Regions from separate parts of the Homo sapiens genome. Here region 2 is linked to region 1. The links are chromatin loops, found by intact Hi-C in ENCODE. Cell type or tissue: heart left ventricle. All regions are shown on one strand. Links, peaks and the distances in the headings refer to the core of each region. The heading gives the core; the rest is flanking DNA.

Evidence for each region. Peaks named below come from ENCODE experiments on the same cell type or tissue, not always from the same donor. Only the 100,000 strongest peaks of a DNase experiment are listed, where the experiment ranks them.
Region 2: it touches region 1 in a loop (4-fold over the local background); 33 of 110 quality-filtered maps call a loop at or near these places.

What each region holds. Positions count from the first base shown.
Region 1 is chr12:12,791,182-12,794,103 of GRCh38, reverse strand. APOLD1 (apolipoprotein L domain containing 1) reads right to left here. Exons shown (of 2, transcript NM_030817.3): 2 at 2,638-2,922. Among named protein-coding and RNA genes, the nearest start is that of APOLD1, 7.0 kb to the right of the region's middle. In heart left ventricle, for the core only: no CTCF peak of the experiment used is centred there; a DNase peak (open chromatin) is centred at 1,450; H3K4me3 peaks cover 548 bases.
Region 2 is chr12:12,982,532-12,985,453 of GRCh38, reverse strand. The region is part of intron 3 of HEBP1 (heme binding protein 1); the gene reads left to right. The region is part of intron 2 of GPRC5D-AS1 (GPRC5D and HEBP1 antisense RNA 1); the gene reads right to left. Among named protein-coding and RNA genes, the nearest start is that of HEBP1, 16 kb to the left of the region's middle. In heart left ventricle, for the core only: a CTCF peak has its summit at 1,797 (motif pointing right); no DNase peak of the experiment used is centred there.

The sequences.
Region 1 (2,922 bases), core at 260-2,759:
GTTTTTATTTTTTTTGAGACAGGTTCTTGCTCTGTTCCCCAGGCTGGCTGGAGTGCAGTGGCCCAATCACGGTTCACTGCAACCTCGACCTCCTGGGCTTAAGTGATCCTCCCACCTCAACCTCCTGAGAAGCTGGGACTATAGGTGTGCAACACCACACTCAGCTCATTTAAAAATTATTTGTACAGATGAGGTCTCACCATGTTGCTCAGGCTGGTCTCTAACTCCTGGACTCAAGCAACCCACCTGCCTCGGCCTCCCAAGGTGCTAGGATTGGCTAGGCGCAGTGGCTCACACCTGTAATCCCAGAACTTTGGGAGGCTGAGATGGGCAGATCACCTGAGGCCAGGAGTTCAAAACCACCCTGGCCAACATGGCAAAACCCTGTCTCTACCAAAAATACAAAAATTAGCCAGGCATGGTGGTGGGCGCCTGTAATCCCAGCTACTCAGGATGCTGAGGTGGGAGAATCGCCTGAACCCGAGAGGCACAGGTTGCAGTGAGCTGAGGTCATGCCACTGTACTCCAGCCTGGGCGAAAAGAGCAAAACTCCGTCTAAAAAAAAAAAATCAGAAAAGCCAAGAGCATTGGATGGGCACAGCGGCTCATGCCTGTAATCCCAGCACTTTGGGAGGCCAAGGTGTGTGGATCACTTGAGGTCAGGAGTTCAAGACTAGCCTGGCCAACATGGTGAAACCCCATCTCTACTAAAAATACACACACACACAAAAATTAGCTGGGCATGGTGGTGGGCGCCTGTAATCCCAGCTACTCAGGAGGCTGAAGCAGGAGAATCGCTTGAACCCAGGAAGCGGAGGTTGCAGTGAGCTGAGATCATGCCACTGGACTCCAGCCTGGGTGACAGAGCAAGACTCCAAAAAAAAAAAAGGAAAAGAATAGCTAAGAGCATAACTCTGGAGTCAGGCTGCCAGAATTCAAATTCTGGGGCACCTCATGCTGGCAATGCAACCTCTCAAATTCCTTACTTTATCTAATAATATAGGGTAATTATAGTGTGCACACCATAAGATTTTTGTAAGGTAAATGAAATGATACAGGTCAAATCGTACTTAGAAGAGTATCTAGTGAGTTCTCAATAAATGTTAGCTATTGTTATTGTTAAATATCCCACATGTATGTTCAATATTATTGAAATGTCATTTTATTTAAGCACTGAAAAAAATATTGTTTTTAAATGATATTTTGAGAGTGCAGTTTTAATAAAAAGTGAGGGCAGAAAGAAATGTCTGCTTATCAACCGGGGAGCGTAGAAAAAGAAGTTTCGCCTAAAAGAAAGACTTTAGACATCACCCCTACCCTTTTTGTGTAGCTTCTCCCAGTTATAATTATTTTGGTGAATTTGGCAACCGTATTCACACAAATGCTGGAGGAGGCCAGGATCTGGCTGCTCCTGTGTGTAAGGGAGGCAGATGCCTTGGCCGTGACCCATGGCTAAAGCTCAGGGGGAATCAGGTCACAGGCCTGCCTGTCCTCCCACCTCTGGGGTTTTAGTGTAAATACAAAATTGGATTAAACATCATTTTCTGCAGATGTAGCTTCATATAGATAATCTCTATGCGTGCAGGCAAAGACCACATTAGAGGGCCTTCTCTCCACAACCCGGTGCTAATGCTAGTCAGGTTTGGGGGTGCTGAGGACCCCTAATGTGCATTCCTGGACGATGGGTCTCGCTTCATCAGCACGATTTCCCCTCTCCTAACAGCTCTCTGGTTGCTAAGAGATTGTTTTCAGATCTAAGGGCTCACTCTTTGTCCTATTCCAGACCACAGCAGGGTTTACTTTCCCTCTTATGAGTTTGCCAGGAGCAAAAAGTAACATCCCAACCTCCTGTCAACTCAACAAGAGATTTATTGCAATTAACTAAAAGGACACTTGTTACTACAGGAATACCATATGCTTCAGCAAAGATAGGATCCCAGCTTGCGGCTGGCCTCTGCAAACAGTCAGGGGCCTGCCAACACAGCCTTTTTTGGTTGTACAGTTATTAACAGTGCAGCCTCCAGACCCAGGAATGTTTCCAAGGTGCAGCTGGCACTGAGATAGTGAGGTCGTCTCCAGAGTAGTCGTCCCCAACTGGCTGCCGCAACCACAATAGGCTTTTTGTTTAAATTGCTGGACCCCCTACTTAATGATCACCCTCCTTTTCTTTCTTACCAAGAGAATCTTAGGTATATTAGGGGCAGCGTTGTTCTCAGCTAAAAATACTACATTTCCCAGCCTGCCTTGCATGGTCAAGATCGGTGGCTTGCAAGGTGAAGTCCCTCAGAGATTTACGGGAAAGTTTTCTTTCCTGATATACATGCTGCCCTTCACCCTCCCTGCCCACCTCTCTTTAGTGTTTGGATGTTGTGAAGGCTAATTTGGCTGATTCTAGGTTTCCTTTCAATTCCTTCCCAGGTTGTAATTATGTTCAAAGGTTTTGAGACTGCTGGAAGTCTGATTTCTAGGCAAAAGGGAATTCCTGTGTATGCATTGATTATTAAAAAAAAATGATTCATATAGTTTGATCTGAATATTCTAAGTGAAAATGATTAAACATCTGCCCTTTTTCAAAGTTACTAATTCATACACAAGGAAACATAGAACTAGGAAATTAATTACAGAAAGATAAAAAAATTTGAGGAATGAGCAATTTATTTCAATAAAGAGAAAGCATTAATTTTGCTACAGTGGGAAAAAATGAACTCAAGAGTTGCTACATTTAACTGTATCCCCATTTATCTCTGCACGATGTCTTTATCTCAGTGTCTCAATTCACACTAAAATATTGAATGAGAAATACACCACGTTGGCTGATTGCTTGACATGTCTGATTTAGGGAGACTTCTACAACCACTCCTCTCTTTTTTCTCCCAGTAAATACTTTTGACTTTGACACCTACCATATTGGAAATGACAGGT
Region 2 (2,922 bases), core at 335-2,834, 190 kb before region 1:
AGAAAGGTAGAAGCATATAAGATCATGAAATCATATGTGCCCATCCCCTACCTACAGCAACGATCAGCTCAAGGCCAATTCTGTGTCATGTGTATCTTCACAGCATTCACCCAGCCCTACCCTGGATTATTTTTAGGCAAATTCCAGACATTATATTATTTCATTCATAAATATTTCAGGTAATTACTGAAGATTTTTTTAAAATATAATCACAATACCTTTTTTCTGAAATTTCAATAGTACTTCATTAATTTATAATATAAAATATTCAATGCTCAGATTTCCCCCATTACTTTTTTTTTTTTTCCAACGGAGTCTCTCTCTGTTGCCCAGGCTGGAGTGCAGTGGTGCGATCTTGGCTCACTGCAACCTCTGCTGCCTGGGTTCAAGCAATTCTCCTGCCTCAGCCTCCCAAGTAGCTGGGAGTACAGGAACCTGCCACTGTGCCTAATATTTGTAGTTTTTTAGTAGAGACAGGGTTTCACCATCTTGGCCAGGCTGGTCTTGAACTCCTGACCTTGTGATCCACCTGCCTCGGCCTCCCAAAGTGCTGGGATTACAGGCGTGAGCCACCACGCCTGGCCATCATTTGTTTTAATATTTTGTTAGAATCTGGATCCAAGTCAGATTTTGTAGTACTTTCTTTTTGTTGTTGTTGTTAAGAGACAAGGCCTTGCTCTGTTGCCCAGGCTGCAGTGCAGTGGTGTGATCATAGCTCACTGCAGCCTCAAACTCCTGGGCTCAGGTAATCCTCCCACCTCAGCCTCTCAAGTAGCTGGTACTACAGTTGCACACAACCACACCTGGCTGATGGTACATTTTTAAGCTTTTATTAATCTGTGAATTTCTTTACCAACACAACTTTACATTCTTCCTTTCCATCTGTGGATCATTTGTCTTCTTATTATCTGTACTGGATTTTGCTGATTATATTTCCGTGACATTTTACCACATCCCTCTGAGCCCCGTATTGCCTGTAAATTAGTAGTTGAAACTAAAGACTAGATCAGATTCAAGTTTTTGAAGTTTTGGTGAGAATATTTCCTACGTGGTGGTGTTTACTTCCTTCAGGGGCCCACAGTGTCTGATTGTCCCTGATTGAGTGATGTTGGTGACCATAGTTCATCATTGCCTAGATGTCTTGTTCCATTAGAGGCCATAAAACGATAATGTTCTCTGTTTCTCCTTCTTCTTTTATTACCTGCAATATTTCAGTAAAGAGAAACTTCCCCTCGTTTACTATTTGGCTTCCTTTATTTCATATAGAAAAAGCCAGATACATGCTTACTTGATACCTTCTCTTTATTTACCAGTTTTCAGAATGATAATTTCATTCTGTAACATCCTCAAGGTAAAGTGGTCTGCATCTTCGTTTTTTGAGTGTAATTATAAACATATGAATTTAAACATATTTGATACGTTTCAGTTTGTTACAGATATTATTCTTATTGATGCTCTAATTGCCCCACTGTTGGCCAGCGGGAGCCTCTTCAAGTTGGTTTGTTGGTCCTTTTGACACAGCTCCAGTAGTCGTTGATGGCTCCCTGGCTTGCTGGTATAATGAGATGTTTTGAGCACATCTTAGCATTTCTTGCCCTAGAGCTAGAATTAGCCATTTCTCTAAGGAACGCTGGTTTCTTATGGTGGGAAGGGGTATACGGGTACTATCAAAGGCAGGTCGGTGACCATTTCCTTTTAATTCTCTGAAATCTAAACAGCTGAAAGTGCCAAATGTGGTGTCTAGCCTGGCTCCATGGAATTTTTAACACGGAGTTCTCACACAGCATATGATCATTCCTCAACTCGCCACTTGATGTCACTGCATAGTCAAATGAGCATTCAAAATTACCCTGCAGTGGTTTGTGTTATTTCTGATTCTGTTGAAAGCAATGTTAATGAGATGGTAGAAGGCAAATGTACTACTTCAAATGCAAAAGTACTCTATCAAATAATGCAGTGAGTGCATTCAATGACAAAATTAATTCTAAAATGAAAGCCTGGCGTCCTTCATTCAGTCTTCCTTCTTTATGACCTTGTGAAGAGATGTTTACAAAGGGATTATACATTTATTAGCATCGTTAATTACCGGTGCTTTTAGATGAATAGAATGCTGTGAAAAAAAATAGCACTATCAGAATATGTTTAGTATTCACAAGAGGCAATAGAATTATCCTCACACTTAGACCAGCAGCAACATTCCAGACTACTGTCCTTTCTCTATGCACTTAAGTTAGAGTTTGGCCTTTTCAGCTCATTTCAGCACCAGGTTCTCAATAGGGACCAACAGCAGGAGAAGTTTGATGGTCTTAATGAAACTTTCACGGTTTAAATGAAATGTCTAGATATAAAGGAAAAAGTTGGAAACCAGGAGTTTATTTTCAGGGTAACCTATGCTCCAACCCAGTTCATCATTCAGTGGCCATAGGACCTTTGGTATATTGCCAGCCTCACTGTACCTCAGTTTCCTCATCTGTAAGATGGGCATGAGTACCTAGCTTTTATGGTGTTGTGAGGATAAAATATGATAATACCTGTAAATACCTACTCAATCCTAGACATGAGGTAGACACTCAGTAAATGTTAGCCTATTCTCCTCCTCCTAACTTCACCTCCCTTTGAGAATTTGATCAAGTTTTATTAGAATTAACAATAAAAAAGTCAAAGTTACTGCAGATACACTTGGGTTAGAACCTCAGCTCCAATAATTATGAATTTTGTAACTTGCAGCAAGTTGTTTAATCTTTCTGAGCCTCAGTTTTCTCATCTATAAAATAAGATTTCTAAGGCATGATTGCAAAGGCCGGTTTCATTGTGCATTTGAAAGAACTTTGTCAGCTGTCAGCACCTAGGTTGCTGATGTCATTTTTCCCTCTAAATGACCAGGCCCCAATGGAGGCCATTGGCAGCTTGGGAAGTTCCGCC